2 separate regions of the Homo sapiens genome follow, and region 1 is linked to region 2. Evidence: chromatin loops called from intact Hi-C (ENCODE). Cell type or tissue: Caco-2. All regions are shown on one strand.

The links. A loop is a pair of places that touch in the nucleus more often than their neighbours do. Peaks named below come from ENCODE experiments on the same cell type or tissue, not always from the same donor. Only the 100,000 strongest peaks of a DNase experiment are listed, where the experiment ranks them.
Region 1: it touches region 2 in a loop (3-fold over the local background); 1 of 110 quality-filtered maps calls a loop at or near these places.

What each region holds. Positions count from the first base shown.
Region 1 is chr10:77,374,023-77,382,022 of GRCh38, reverse strand. All of the region lies in intron 2 of KCNMA1 (potassium calcium-activated channel subfamily M alpha 1), which reads left to right. KCNMA1-AS3 (KCNMA1 antisense RNA 3) reads right to left here. Exons shown (of 6, transcript NR_126365.1): 6 at 5,410-5,594. Among named protein-coding and RNA genes, the nearest start is that of KCNMA1-AS3, 27 kb to the right of the region's middle. RefSeq lists an enhancer at 4,950-6,149. In Caco-2, a CTCF peak has its summit at 3,869; a DNase peak (open chromatin) is centred at 3,842.
Region 2 is chr10:77,482,466-77,490,465 of GRCh38, reverse strand. The region is part of intron 1 of KCNMA1 (potassium calcium-activated channel subfamily M alpha 1); the gene reads left to right. Among named protein-coding and RNA genes, the nearest start is that of KCNMA1-AS3, 140 kb to the right of the region's middle. In Caco-2, no CTCF peak of the experiment used is centred here; a DNase peak (open chromatin) is centred at 4,425.

The DNA.
Region 1 (8,000 bases), 110 kb after region 2:
TGGAAAATAAATAAAGAGGGAACAAAAAGTCCACGAAGAAGAAACAGTTTGTTGGGTGGCGCCTCTCAGGGCCAGTATGATTTAATTGACGTCAAGCCTGTTATGAGTACTCATGTGGCTAGGATAAGTGGCATTGGAAGCCGGGTTGCCCAGCATCCTTGCTCTCAGAGCCCCACTTGATGACCTTCTTAGGGGTTAGTGCCTATCAGGAGGCTGTTTTGAGAGTATCTGTGGGGAAGAAGGGCTCAGATTTAAAACTGATTCTAAGTCAACAATTCAAAAATATAAACAAGGGAATTTGTGGTTGCTCTCACAATTAATTTGGACCAGCAGCCCACTGGAGACATTGCTGGGAACCCCAAGGAATGTAGGGATTTAAAAAAAAAGTCATTGAAACTTAGACCACAATCACTGGGTCCCAACAGGCTCTAGTGTTAATTCAAATTGCTATCTATTGGGTAGAGAAAGAGAATTTCAGTGCCAGAAGCTACCATAGAGATACCTTGTAGTTCCACCTTATACTGCCGAGAAGGAAACCGAGGCCTGGAGGGAGCCCATGATGTGTTCATGTTTACACCGCAAGTTAGTGTTAAATATTCCATTTTTTGGAAGGAATTTTACTTACATGCATATTTTCCATTATGTTTATAAATTTCCCCCTATTTTAAATTATCCCCATTCCCTACTAATTGTATCTTTCATTTTTTCTTTATAAACCTTATAATTCTCTAATATACTATATATACTTTATTTATTTTACTTATCATCTATCTTCCCCTGTCTCCACTAAAATCCAAACTAACTCCATAAAAGCAGGGCTTTTTGTCTGGGTCACTCCTGTATGGTTGACACTTATTTCCTGGAACACAGTAGGGGCTGAATGAATGAATCTGTTGAACGAATGGATGAGAGCCTGAATGGGTCTCATAGACCCATCTTGGTAGAAGTAAGTTCTCCTTTGGTCATCTAATTCAGAGAACCTTGGGGAGAAATAGAAAAGCCATTTCCACTCCAAATGGGAATCTAAGGTCAGAAAAGCACAGGGTTGCCCAGGGCTAAGCTGTAAATATTGGCATTCTGAGAAAGAGGTCATAAGTTTGGAGACTTTGCACTTTCTCTTTGGAAATGGAAAAGTCATTTCATTTCACCACATCCACTAAGGTGCATGAAGTAAACAGCAGACACGCTGGATGCTTGGGGCATCATTCCTTCAACAGGGACAACAGCTTTCATGAGGGTTCTACTAGGTTAAGTAGAGAGGAGCAGATTTTTCAGGGGAAGGGATGGCAGAAGCAAGGCTGAGAAGTCAGGCGTGATCATTCATCTGAGCTCCTACTATGTGCTGGGCTCAGAACCAGATGTGGATCTACAGCTTATTTATGGGTGCATTTGAGGGAGTAAGCGTTTATGAGTAGGACAATGAGGGAGAGAAGGATTAACATTTTCTGCCCGTTTCCTGAAATGTGTCTTAATTCCTTCCTAAGGAAGGCTGACCAAGAAAATAATGCAAGAAGAGAAAGTCTCTTCAAAGGAGCCCAGCTAGGGGCTGTAGATGAAAGGATTCCTTTGTGAATAAAATGAAGGAAGGAAACTGAAGTGGTTCAGTGGTTGAACCACTGGCTGAATGAAGACCTGAAATAAGGGAAATGCTTCTCAAAATTAGAGACCAGGCTGGGCTTCCTAAAGACGACTCATGCGGAGGGAGGCCCCTTGAGCTGGAGGGCTCAGTGGAAACCTAGAGACAGAAATGAGATGTAGCAGTCAAGCAGAAATTGAAGAATGTTCTTTATATTGATACCCACCATGTGAAGAGGGTGACAGTGAGTGTGATGCCTTTAGATGCACATGAAAGAACTTTCAGACGACAACATAAAATTTCCAAAATATTTTGTTTAACCTGTTCACACACTTTCATTCATTTTTCCCCCTCTGAGAGTAACTATTTGTAACCCCAACTAATAATGAACACTAGTGTTTATGAAGGATTTACTAAATGCCACCTACAATACCAGGTGATTTTTCTACATCACCTCATTAATCCTCATATCCCTACTATGAGAGTAGGTACCGCATTCATCCCCATTCAGTGGAGCCCATAGGGGAGGAAACTGACGTGGGAGGCTGGCTCAGTTCCCTTAGTGATGGCAGTCTGATGGAGGTGCTGACCCAAGTGGACACCAAATGTTTTGTATTGAAACATAATACAGTGCAGCATTATGGGGCAGGGATGGGGAGCTGCTGGCCCATGAGCTGGATATAGTCTTGATGTGATTTTATGTCATTAAGGAAACAATTACTAAGAGTAACACACCCTTTACTCCTGTAGTCATAAATCTGTAGTCTACTTTTAAAATCTACTGATAAGCTTCCAAAATTATGGGTTCCTTTAAGAAAGTTTCTCTTTAGTTCTAATTTTATTATTGTTGTTTGTTTGATTGTTTTCTTTTCTGCCTACATATGTCTGATTTTCTCTTCACAACTGCATCCTAGATGCCTTCCTTAGTCTCTTCTGCTTCTCTTCTGTTACTCTTGTTTTCTGCTTCTATATATTTATCTGCTGTTTTCCTTTCTGTACTTTTCCCTCTTCTGTCTGTACCCATTAGTATCCCTTAAATGCCTGTGAAAAGGAATTCAAGTGAGTTCTTATTGCTTATTGGGTAGAAGAGGGTTTTATGCTTTAATTTAAAAATGGTTGAGGATTTAATAGTATTTCTGTCTTTAAAAGATAATAACATTACATTGCTTTTTTACTTTATTTGTATTAGAAAAATATTCTGACTCTCCATTAGGCAGTTGTCCTTGATAGAGTGGGAAAAAGGCTCAGAATTCCGTCAAGCAGGTGTATCAAGAAGTTGCTATTTGGTCTGTTGTCTTTCCTGGTTATTCATTATTCAGTTTAACACAGAAATCATTAAACATACACTGTTTTCTATGGTGCCAAACATCAAATGAAACATGCTTAGGCCTGTGAACCAAGAACTTCTAGAAACCAGACAATTACCAAGGGCGTCAAAATGTCTCATCTTGTTGCTTGTAACTGAACAGTGAAAATGAGCGTACATGTAGGGGCCATGGAATGAGGATTTTAATTTGAATCAGAGGATGGGGTGAAGAGCAGTCATTTACAATATTACACAAGTCATCTTACAATGAATAATAATTCTATCTTGAAATTCCACCCTTCCTGCCATGTGATTATAAATTTGTTTATAATTGGGTAAGTCCCACCAGTCCTGTGAGATTGCACCATGCTTTATGTTTGCATACAGTGCTTTATGCTTGTCAAGGTGCTCTGCCTTCTGCTGTCTTATTTGGCATCTAAACATCCTAAATACCCTGAAAGTAATGAGACCTGGAGCTAAGAGCTCTCTTTACAATGAGGAAGCTGAGGATCAGAGAGCTTATGTCATTTGCCTTGACTACAGCAAGTTGCTAGTGGCTGTAGACCCAATGCAAACCCCACCCAAACCAGAGCCCCACCCAAACCAGGGCTTTTCTCTTGAATGCATATGGCAAGAGAGAGACATCCCACTGTCCATTGTGTTGAAGGTAGAAAATGCAGAATGTGGCAGAGTGAGCTAACCCGCTTGGTGGCCCTCACCCTGGCAAGAGACAGATTTTCCTTCCTCTCCCTGAAGGGTTAAGACAAAGAAAATATCTGAAACTTTTCCTAGCTGAGCCTTTGCTCCAGAACTCAGACACTTTTGCGACGGAAGTGGGGCATTGGGGAGGCAGAAAAAGCCAATACATAAAAAAGCAGCAACCTCACCACCTCACCTGGGTCCCCATGAAACCATTCCACCCAGATGAGTGAGTCAGTGGGTGTTCTTTTCATGGCCTGTCGGCTCGGTGGCACCTGAGGCTGCAGTGACCCCCAGTGCTGCTTCAGGTGAATGAGCACACAGAGCATTTTCAGAACTATGGCTTACTCTCTCAGTGTATAGCAGTTTAAGTGCTAGGGACTTCTCTGAACTCATTGAAAGAAATAAAGCCCCTCTGTCTTTGTATCCCTAGAATTGGAAGCTCATGTATTTGTGATGCTGGAAAGGGCAAATATTCATTGAAAGAAAATAGCTCACATTTACTGAGGTCTCACTATGAGCCAGGCACGGAGTGAAGCAACTGGTTGGCCTCACCTTGAACTCTCACACCCAGACTAGGAGCTAGGCACTGTGATAACTGCTGTTTTACACAGGAGGGAACTCGGGCTCAGAGTGGATGAATGACTTGCTGAGGGTTGCACAGCTATTAAGTGGTCTGCCTCCATAGCCTCTACTTCCCAGGATCTCCAGCAAGGGATATCTCCTGAGGCAGTGGCTTTCACACTCTTAGAGGCCTGGAGCTCTGTGTACACTAACTGAAACCTAGCTGCTTTGGTTAGAGGATTGGGGTCAGGAGGAGACTGTATCCTCATGGCCCAGCAAGAGTTCCGCAAAACCCTTGGGATTCTCAGTAGAGCAGATCAGGATGCTAATGCCAGCCTTCTCTGGAAGTCTGTCTCTTTGAAGTTGAGGTCATTTCCACCACACCCCAGAGGGACCCATCTAGTCGACGCCTGCCTGCCTGGCCACCACTTCCCTACTGGAAAATCATCATTTCCCATGTTCTAGTTGGGGAAGGACCCAGCAGCTCTTTCTCTTTGGCCCATCTCTCTTCCTTTTATGAGCCAGCTAAAAGGAATCCCCCAGAGGTCATCTTTGTCCTTGGCGTGGGAAAGAGAGAGGCCTTGTCAGCAGGTGGGGGAGGTAGGAAATGCTGTTCTCCTGTGGGCTGAAGGTCAGTGAAAGGTGAGCTGGGGCTCCTGAGGCCAGCAGGTTCTGGCACAGAAGCAGCCCGGGAGGAAGCTGCCCTGGAATGTGCTGTGGACAGACCTGCGTAGATCCCTTCTTTCCCACGTCCAGGCTGTCCCAGCATCTCTGACCAGGCCAAGGTCACCTAGGCGCAGGCTCTTCTCCTTACCTCACAGACAAAAAGAACTTAGCACTGTAATCTAAGTGTTCCCACTCCTCATTTGAAAAGGGAAGCATTTCATTTTTATGTATGTATGTATGTATGTATGTATGTATGTATGTATTTATTTATTTTGAGAGGGAATCTTGCTCTGTCACCCAGGCTGGAGTGCAGTGGCACGATCTCGGCTCACTACAACCTCTGCCTCTTGGGTTCAAGTGATTCTCCCACCTCAGCCTCCTGAGTAGCTGGGATTACAGGCATGCGCCACGACTCCTGGCTAATTTTTGTATTTTTAGTAGAGATGGGGTTTCACCATGTTGACCAAGCTGGTCTTGAATACCTGACCTCAGGTGATCCACCCACCTTGGCCTCCCAAAGTGCTGGGATTACAGGCATGAGCCACTGTGCCCGGCCTCATTTTTTTTTTTTAATGAATTAAAAAAAAAAAAACTTATGTGGCAGTTGATAAAATAATTATTTTGAAATTAGCCACTTATCTTCTAGAAAAAAAAATGTTTGTTGCTCTTCTGATATTGGTAGGAGTTTCTTCCTCTTCCAAGGTGACTTTTTGGATAACACCCTGAGGGGACTACCCTTCATCCTTTATCTCCATCGCAGCCATTCCAGGCCTTCTGTGACTCCTGGGATAAAATAAACATTAGTGGGCACTGTTCCATTACAGGGTTCCCTTTTGGTGTGTTCCATTGTTATCTCCCCCTCTCCCCCAGGACCTATTCTCCCGGGAAATGATAAACCTGGGGGCTTTAGTGGTGGAGAAGGTCTACAGAGCCCAACCTCAACTTAAAATTTCCCCAGCCTCTTTTGGAAGCCAACTAGGTACCTGATTTTCCTGAGTGGGACACGGCAGCCCCCTGGGTGGTCATAGCACCACAGTATACTGTTTTACTTACCTGTATCTCTTGGCCATGCCAGCAGCAAGAGCCTCTTGGACCTAGAATGACCAAGGACCGTGGCCTGTCTGAGTTTTAACTCTGGATTTAGAAGATTGGGGATCTTGTTTCAGACATTTACTCATCAACAAATACCAAGTTCATTGCAGGTAGGGTTCTTGGAAGGTAAGCTCTGACACGAAGTTGAGTGTGCTGGAGGCTCATACCCACGGGAGGAGGGGAAGGCAGCAGGACTGTGCAGAGGTTGAGTCGTGATGCAGGCTGGATGCAGCCACAGCCAGCCCCAAGAGCACCAAGATGGCCTGCCAGCATTGTGCTGGAATGAGTGCTGGGATGGGCTGACATGGGCCTTTATTCCATCACTCCCATCACTCAGAGGAGGTGGGCTGCCCCTGAAGGGCATGACCTCTGGCCAGGTAGCTCTCTGCAACTGAGCAAGCCCTGAAGAAGCTGCTGACAACCCTCTCACGAGCTGAGCAGCAAGTCCTTCTTGAAGGGGGTCTGTGCCTGTCACAGGATTTTCTCAATGGCTGAGGCACTGTGTTGAAACATGGCAGATCAAGTTGGAAAGGCTTGGTCTCTGTCCATGAAGTGCTTGCAGTGCTGTTGCCCTGACTGCAGTGCGGTGGATGCTATTATGGAGGACTCTTGTGGTGGCTGCTTGGTAGCCCCAGGCAGGCACCAGGTCATTAACAGCCGCGTGAATTCCCTTGTCACTCCTAGGAGATATATACCTGCACCTCTGTTTTGCTGAAGAAGAAAGTGAGGTTCTGAAGTGTTGAGTAGCTCCTAGGGGTAATACGGCCAGCTGGGAAAGATGCCAGGATTCAAACTTAGGTCGGACTCTGAAGGCAGTGTGCTTTCCTTTATTCATAATTGCCTTTGAGATTGAAGGCAGAGCCAACAGGAGCAGGACCATTGTGGGTGTTCAGCAGTGTCCCCTCTCCTACCCTTGCTCATACCCAGTTTTAGCTCTGTGCCTGGACTCTAGCTGTCCCCCGCCAATGGTGCCACAGCTCCATGCCTTTTCTGTGACCTTCACCACTTTCTCTGCCCTTGGGGCTTCCTCTTCCTCTTGACTTTTCTCAGCACTTAGGTGTTGGCCATAACTGTTTTTGGATGACTGCATTGGGTAAGTCCCACCAGTCCTGTGAGATTGCACCTTCCCAAAAGGCAAGGAAGTTGTATGGAAACTGGTTTAGGCCTTGTGTGAGATTCCTTTGCTAACAGTCCAGGAAGCTGTGTCTGGGGCAGCTTCCTTCCCCCAAATATAGATACTTCTCCAAGCTTCCTGTCTGGAATCAGGGTGTTGTGAAATGTGGGCACTCATTCAGTCCTAGGGGTCATGGGGAACCCTACCAGCTTTCCCATTAAACCCAGCTGGTAAAATGGACTCATGTCTGTTTGTTTTTGGGGTTTGTATTCCCTCCTACCTAAAGAAACTGCAAGAGAAGGGATAGAAAAGACCAAGGCATCAGCAAGTCTGTGCCCAGGAGTGCAATAATCCTTGTGTTTACTGGAAGGGGAGGCTGGCATTGAACCCATGTCAAGATAGGTTTGGAGAAAACCCAAAGATGCCAAGGCCTTGCCTTCCATCCCCTGTGATCTACTACTTAATCAAATAGCCAAGGATGTGTTAAGAGGGAGAAATGTGTAAATGTTTAGAGAGCAGTGAGTTGTGAGCTGTAAATGGCCCTGGCATGTTTATAAGAAATGAGCAGGCCAGAAATGAAACCCCAATAGTTTTTTTGTGTGGATAGAATTACCAAACTGATGGATGGAGGGAGTGTTCTGGTTGTTAAATATTTGGGCCTTGGGAGTCTTTTGATGTAGCACCTTGTGACAACTGCTTGCAAAGTGAGCTCAGACTAGCTTAAATTAGCTCAGGCCCACATGTTCGGGAAGGGAGGCTGGAGTAGATTCCCGCCATGGTTGTTTGCAGCTCTCCCTTCTAAGAGTTCAGGACTCTGGTAGTCAGAGCGCCCAGGCTTGGCCAGATCAGGGCACCTGGGGAAGGGTTTGTCTCTGCCTCTTACTACCACATGAAGTACTCAGAGTCTGGGTGATTGTGGACAGGGCTTCAGATCAAGGAAACTTAAGATTCTCAATCAGCCATTGACATATGCCAAGACCAAT
Region 2 (8,000 bases):
GTGATGATAATTTTATTTTTTAGTATTATTAAGTCATTGCTGTCTGTAAGGCCATCAAAGAGCTGGAGCCACTTGCTGGAATCAGGCTAGGTCAATTTCTGAATGCTGGAATGAGGTTGAGGGGAGTGAGGTAGAGGATACATTTTTAAAAAGTTTACATGTAATCAAACCCTGGTCATTCACATCTCCTGTTAGATTCATTATGGGAGTTGGATATTTAAGAGGAATCTTTGCCACAAATTCATGTGTAAACCCAATAATTCTCGACTGTTAAAAGTGGTGGGAGCCCTAGATATTAGGATATAGGGTCATTTAACCCCGTGGTTCTCAACCAGGCATGATTTTGCCTCCCATGAGACATTGGCAAATTGGGGTGGGTGCTGCTGGCATCCGGTGCGTAGCGGCCAGGGACACTGCTCATCTTATAATACACAGGATAACCCTCCTCAATAAAGAGTAATCTGGACCAAAATGTCAACAGTGCCGGGGTTGAGAAACTCTGTCCTAACCTGAAGATGAGACAACTGACCACCAGGAAGGGGGAGTGACTTGCTGAGGTTAGGCAGCACAGCTGCACCAGAGCTGGGATCCAAAGTTTGAATCAATTGACCAGAGGCCAGAGGCCAGACAGAACCTTGATACTGTCATCTCACCTGTGAAGTAAATTATCAACCTCACCCATGTGAATGAGGCCTTACTCTATAGTATTTTCAAGGCTCTTTCTCTTGTGATATTAAGCTCTGCTTTGGAAAAACCAGGTTTTCCTATTCTGGGCTTGCTGATAGAGTAAGGATGGTAGATTCAGCAAATGAAAATAAGGTTGTCCAGGCCAGGCGCGGTGGCTCACGCCTGTAATCCCAGCACTTTGGGAGGCTGAGGCAGGCGGATCACCTGAGGTCAGGAGTTCGAGGTCAACCTGGTCAATGTGGTGAAACCCTGTCTCTACTAAAAATACAAACAAAATTAGCCGGGTATGGTAGCGGGTGCCTGTAATTCCAGCTACCAGGGAGACTAAGGCAGGAGAATTGCTTGAACCTGGGAGGCAGAGGTTGCAGTCAGCCAAGATCGTGCCACTCCACTCCAGCCTGGGCGACAAGAGTGAGACTCCATCTCAAAAAAAATAAATAAATAATAAAAAATAAATAAATAAAAAGAAAATAAGGTTGTCCAGTTACATTTGAATTTCAGATAAGCAAGATAGGTTTTTGGTTTTTAGTTTTTAGTTTAAGTATGCCCTATGCAATATTTGAGACATACTTATGCTAAAAAATTATTTCTTGTTTATTCTGAATTTCAAATGTAACTGGCACCCTATCTTTTGTCTGTCAGCCCTGTGAGCTCTACCCATCGCCCTGAGATCACAGGTAGGCCCTGGGGTCATCTACCCCTGTCTGAGGCTCCTGCAACCCTTATGACCCCCTCTGCCTAGAGGGGGAAGATGGGAAGGGGCAGGTGGGCCTTGAGTGGAGCAGGCATTCCTAGCTCCTGGCCTGTGGGTGCCTGGGAAGAGCCGGCTAGCCACACTGGGCTAAAGGGCCTGTAAGTTGAGAGGTTGGCCAAACTGTCCCTTTTTATAACAGGAGAATGGTTTAAATGAAGTGTCAGCAGGTGACCTATGGCCCTGGAAAACCAAGTCTGGAGAAGTTGTGGCAACTTTGCCCCTGATTGGGGAACAGAGTGTCCTCTGCACTTCTACTGGTTTCCAGAGAACATGGCTGCCCTGGCTGAGGAGCACTTGGACATGGTACCTTCCAGGGCTGAGGTGCTGTCTCCTCGTCACCCCTGGGCTCTGGGCCTGCCCCAGGGGCCAGAGTTGGGCGGTTGTTCCTAATACAGGGGGAAATGATGGGCAGGGCTGTGCACCCACAGAGCTGCTGCTGAGCCGGCAGCTCAGCCTTTTTGTTTAGAAGAGGCCTAGATGTGGAGCCTATCAACAGATCAGAAGGGGATGCTGGCTCAGCTGCTCCCTCACCTTGCCTTATCCCACACCCCTTTCACCTTTGCTTCCTTACCAGCCCAGACACCAGGCTCCAAACCAGTCAGTGCTCAGGGTCCGGCAGCCAATGGCACAAGGTGGGTGGCCCACTGCCCTGCCCCATTCCCTCCGCCTCCCAATCCATGGTCCAGGCTGTTGCTCCCAGGTGTCAGGATGCCATCCCCCTTCCCCAGAGCAGCTTCCTGCTAGGAAATCTCATCCTCACAGCTCCTCCTAAAGGGCAGTCAGCTGGCCACAGCCACAACTTGGTGGCCTTTCTTCCTGTTGGCTCAGAACAGCCTTTGAGGGTCTTTGGGAGTAACTGCTTAGGGACTCACCATGTTGTCTGCCATCTTGTCGACATCGTTGGGCCACCTAATGACCAGGGCTGGCTCCACCTGGCCTTTGCTGCATGGGTGCTTATTAATAGGCATATATTGAATGAATATATGCCTATATTCACAGAGTTGAGGACAGTTAACCCATATTGCAGAAGGTGTCTGATGATAAAGGCTGAATGAAGTCATTGGTTCTCAAACTTGAGTGGGCATTAGCATCACCTGGATGGCCTTGTTAAAACGCACAGTACCAGCCCAACCTGGGGACTCCTGACTTTGTAGTTCTGGGGTAGGGACAACTTTGCATTTCTTACACATCCCCAGGTGATGTTGCAGGTCCAGGGCCATCTCTGAGGACCACTGGCTTAAGCTGGTGCCCTTCTCAAAATGTCTTGCATTTCCATTTTACTTTTATTAAAATATTCCTTAATTAACAATTTTTAAAAATCTTCATTGACTACTTACTCTGTCCCATGCACGAAATTTTGGGGATAAAAAGAGAAAAATTGCCTCAAGGAACTCACAGTACAGTGAGAGAATTGCCCATGACAAACAATGACCATTTAATCTAATTACTTTTATTGGGATATTGTGTTGAAGGTGCAATGGGGGTGTGGTAAGGGGAATGTGCAGTGTTGTTGGGGGTATCCCTTTGAGGGCAAGTGTGATAGTGTCTCTCTCTCTCTTTTGTATTGCACTTCTCTCTCTTTCTGTGTATTGCACCAAAAGTATATACTTTTTGAAGAAGTATACACTTCTTTTTGTGTATTACACTTCTGTGTGGCTTGTTTTCCCCAGTTGACTTGCGAGATTTCTAAGGGGAGAGGCTGAGGTGAATCTTGGTCTTCTTCATTTAAGTGTGTTCCAGTTGACATACCAGGCAACCAAAAAAAAATGTATTACCTACAGAAAAGAAGTTCATATCAAAGAAGTGAATGCCTAATGGTGGAATTTCAGGGCCAAGTCTGTGTGGGGGTTTACTCATCTAGATTCTACTATATGTGTTGAGTTCTAGGGCTGAGCTGGATGGAGAGAAAGTTAGGCAGGACGGTACCTTTCCTGGTTCCTACCATCAACATCGCTGACTGAGTTTATGGGGAACACTGCTGGTATTTCATCCTGCAGGGATTCTTGAAACCTGCCATGAGCTAAGACAGCTCATTTTCAAGAGCTTTAAGTGGTCCTGAGCGGATGCTTAGCTGGGGACTTGTCATGGCCTGAGGTGACATACCCTTTCTGCAGAGGGAGAAGGCCTCTGAACCTTTCTTTCTTCAGAACCTGGGGGACTAGGGAGGAAGGGAAACCCCTCCATGACTTGCCTGCTTGGGGCTAGGAGCTGGAAATGGAGACAGAGGAAGCTGCTTCTTATTATGCACAGGGCCAGGAGAAACCCTTGGGCTTTGCCCGGGGCCAGGGCTGGCTTCCCTGTGACTTTCTCTCCACACACCCTCTCATCCTCCCTGGCTTCAGGAGTGACAGATAGAAGCAGAACTAAGCCGGCTGTACCCATCATTAATAACAGAAATATTCAGGATAGCTCATTCTCATGGAGAGCTCACTGTTCTTTGAAAATACCTTAGATTCACGAACAGATTGAAAAGGGTCAAGAGAGGTTAAGAACAGCCAATATTTATAGAGCTTGTGCTCTCAGCCACAATTTCAAAGTGTTCTGTGTGCATTACTTCATTGAATCTTTAGAACAACCCTGGAAAGTGGGGTATAATTGGCTCCATTTTAAAGAAAACAATACCTCAGCTATGCAGTTTGAGTAATGGTCCCGAGATCACTCCAAAAGGAAAAGTGTAGCACCAGATTTGGAATCAAACAGGAAGACTCCAGAGCCTAAGTTCATTCTCTGCGGTCCTGCTCTACTTGGTGGTGGGGAAGGGGAGGGAGGAGATGAGGTGAGGTTGAGGAAAGAATACTTCAGTGTGTGCTTAATCTGCCTCCTCCTGCACCCTGCCCTCCTCCTGAAGGTCTGTCCTGGCCACGGCAGCCTACATTATGTCCTCTTTCCAGCTTCTGTTTTGACCTGGTATTGACATTTGACTTGGCATGGCTTATCATTATCTCTATCTTGTTAGGATTGCAACACCCTAGTGAGCAGGGAATGGCCTCCAGCTCCCTCAGGCTCTCCTAGGATACCTTACAGCAGAGGTCAGGGTAGGGCTGATAAACACTTATAGTTGCCCAGAGCCCGGTACCTGGTCCACAGCTAGGGTGACCAAACATTCTAGTGTGTTTCAGTTTTGGCACTAAACTCTGGCATTCTGGGAGGCCCCACAATACTGGTTGGTCACCCTATATCTCATTTGACAAGCAAGGACATTGGTCCTTGGGGGACACAGTGTGGTCCCAGTCTCACCCATGGTTATTGGTGGAGGCTGATCCCAAGGCCTGCTCTCTGACCCTGATCCAGTTCCCTCTCCTCCTGCTGCTTTAGAAGTGAGGGCTCAGTCTCCTGCTCTTGCTTGTTAGGTCAAAAGCTTTTAGAGACAGCCACTGTCTTCTCTATGGGCTCTGAGATGCTTCTTATTCTCTTTTGGAGAAAAGACCCCCACAGTCAAGAAGCTTTGGCTGAGCCATCCTTACTTACAGAGCTTGTGCTGGGCAAGTCTTGGAGGGTCAGCCTGTGTTCTCTAGGGGCTTGCTAACAGAAAGGAAACGGCTTTTCCTCGAACCACAGAGCACAGCAACTCTTCAGACACGCTCGGTCAGCCTGCAGGGGCAGGGGGTGGTTGCCAAATTCTAATGATCAGAAATTAGAAACGGGAACAGTGAATTCTAGACCAGCAGCCTCCAAAGTGGGATGCACAAAACTATCCTTTGGAATAGGGGAAGAAAATGTTAAGACATCTATTTCTATTTACGTTTATCACTCTTTAAAATGATTACATCTGTGTGCACTTTATTGCGTATGTAATATGAGCACCATATGGTGCATGATGGGCATACAAATACACACGTGGGAGTGGACACTGATGGGGGTTGCTCATTCAGAAGTGCTCCCTATGTCTCCACAGCTGTATTTTAATGATCATGAGGTGGGCTGGCTGGAAGATGGTCACTTTCAGCAGAGGAGGTTCAGAAGAAGGAGAGAGTGAGTCTTAGAGTAAATTGGCTTAGAACATCCCTTAGTTGATGTTTAATGCAGATGATGCTTAAGTGTTTCTGGATGGTGTGTGATTTCTTGGAGCGATTTTGTGCATCAGGAAGTGAACTTCCTGCAGCCACATTTTGCACATCTTGTTCCATTACTTGTCTAACAGGATGCTCACATTAGCTTGTGGGTGACAAGAGGCAGGCTAGACAGAGCAGAGGTTCTCAAAGTGGAGTTTTCATATCAGCAGTAAGAGCCTCACTTGGGAAGTTGTTGGCGATGCAGATTCTTAGGCTTGCTTTCAGCCCCACTGACTTAGCGACTCTTTGGGTGGGGCCCAGCATGTCTTGTTTGGACCATTTGTCCAGGTGATGCTGATGATAGGCAAGATTGAGAACCATGGAGATACACAGGCAGGGGCACACAGTTTGAATCCTGGTTCTGCTCCTGCTGCTTCTGTGGCCTGGGACAAGTGACTGATGGCCCAGAGCCTTGATTTCCCCATCTGACAAATGAGAGTGATAACACCTCTCTCCTGGCATTAGTATGAGGATTAAAATAGGAGACAACTGATGTAAAGTGCTTAGCACTGTGCAGAGCACAAGGAGTTACTGCATATCTAGCCTCAGTTGTGATTTTTACCATTAATTGGATTATGATGGGGGACGGCAACTTCTATAAGGAGGTGGCACAGAAATGTCTGATTTCTCCTTCCTTCTTTCAGTAGCTCTGTGACCTTGGGCACATCATTTTCCTTGCCTATAAGATGTAGATAACGACACCCACGTAACGGGATAAGTGAATGGAGGTGCCTGCAGTGCTTTGCACTTTGTAAAACACCAACTGAATAGGAGAAGTTTCTAGAGAGCTCTTTACTGAGGCTGCTTCTACTTTGTCCTTTCTGGAAAATACTTCCCCTCTGCCCAAATAGTAAATGAGAGAGGAGAAAAAAGCCAGAAATCCCACGGTGCCAGACTTGCAGGCACAAAGAGCCTTTGCACCGTAGGTGACTTTGTTTCCTGAGTGCCATTTTTGGCCCCTCCCACCCTGGTCCTCCTAGATCCTGGCCTCAGCTTACTTCCCCTGTGGTTCCATGTTGATTCCTTATTAAAATGTCACCTGCAAGTCATGAAAACTCAGTGTGGTTTCCTGAAAGAGGAGGGGCAGTGATTGTCCAGAGTGTTCTTTTGTCACGATGAGAATTGCTTGGGCGACAGTGTCAAGACAGCAAATAAATTGCCTCCTCCCCTTCAATGTCTCAGTGCTGTTTTTGCAGCATGAATGGTTCCAGTGTGGAGATAATCCTTGCTCATCTTTTCACCAGGTTCTTGAATGTGGAAAATGGGCAAACAGTTCTCCCTCACCACACACTCCTGTTATTTCCAGTGTCCCGTGGCCATACACCCATCAGCAGAGAGGCCTGGAGTGGCAAGCAGGGGTGGCTGGAAGTCTGCTCTCTTCTCATGAGAGTACTGAGGGCCCAGTGAGGTGTCTGTAGAGCAAGATAGAGCCAGGTGATCGGGGAAGAGAGCCCTCCACCCCAGTTTTCCCAGGAGGCGACAGGCCCCATCTCTGGGGGGAGTGGCGCATGCCTTTCTCCTCGTCACCTGCCCCGATGAGCCCCACATGGATGAAGTGAGAGCCTGTGTCACCACCCCGGCTCCTCAGGAGGCTGGTGATGAATAGGGATGGCAGGAAAAAGGAGCTGGGCTCTGCTGTGACATGTCTCTATTTTTCCAGAAAACTGCCGGATGTCCTTCCCTTGTAAAAGTTGAAGAGAACAGAGGAGAGGAGAAGGGTCGGAGCAGAGAGATTTCTGATATGCTGTTAGTGGCGCTGCCAATTAAAAAGAAATTAAAACAGAAATCTCCGTGGGCTGCTGGAGTGAAAAAGTCTCCTCTCCTGGCCCCTCTAAACCCTTGAACAAATTAATTGGTTGGATGTTGACTGGGTACCAGTGAAATTCTTAGATATTAGGTCTTGTTCTATGGTAGGCACAGAAGAACAAGGGGTGTGTGTGTGTGTGTGTGTGTGTGTGTGTGTGTGTGTGTGTGTGTGTGTATGTGAGAGAGAGAGAGAGAAGAGAGGAAGGATGGGGGAGAGAAGAAGGGAAGGAGGGAGAAAGGGAAGGAGGAAAGGAGGGAAGGAGAGCAAGAGAGAGACTTGGGGGCATCGGGGTGGGTTGGAGCAGTTCAGGGATTGAAATCATGCTGCATGACATTTGGGCATTTTGGGGTAGCTGAGACAAAAACTGCTGGAATTTCATTTTGAAGATAAGAAAAGGACTAGGAAAGAGAGCTTCTTTAGGCCAGAGGAGAACAGATTGAGGCTGTGAAGGACTCTTGGCTCCCAGCTCTTCTTGTTCTCTGTGGACTTTCAAGCTTCTGCAGGGAGACAGTGAACTGGGAGGAATATGTAGTGACTGTGAAGGTTACATGTGGCTGGAAGGGGCAGGCAAAAGGTCCCAAATGGCCCTGTGGTGCTTTAGTTGGCAGAGAGATGGACAAGTTGATCCTGCCCTTATGCCGTCTCATGCATTTGTCCAAAAGCTTTGTTTCTGCTGCGTGGTCAGAGACAGAAGGAGGAG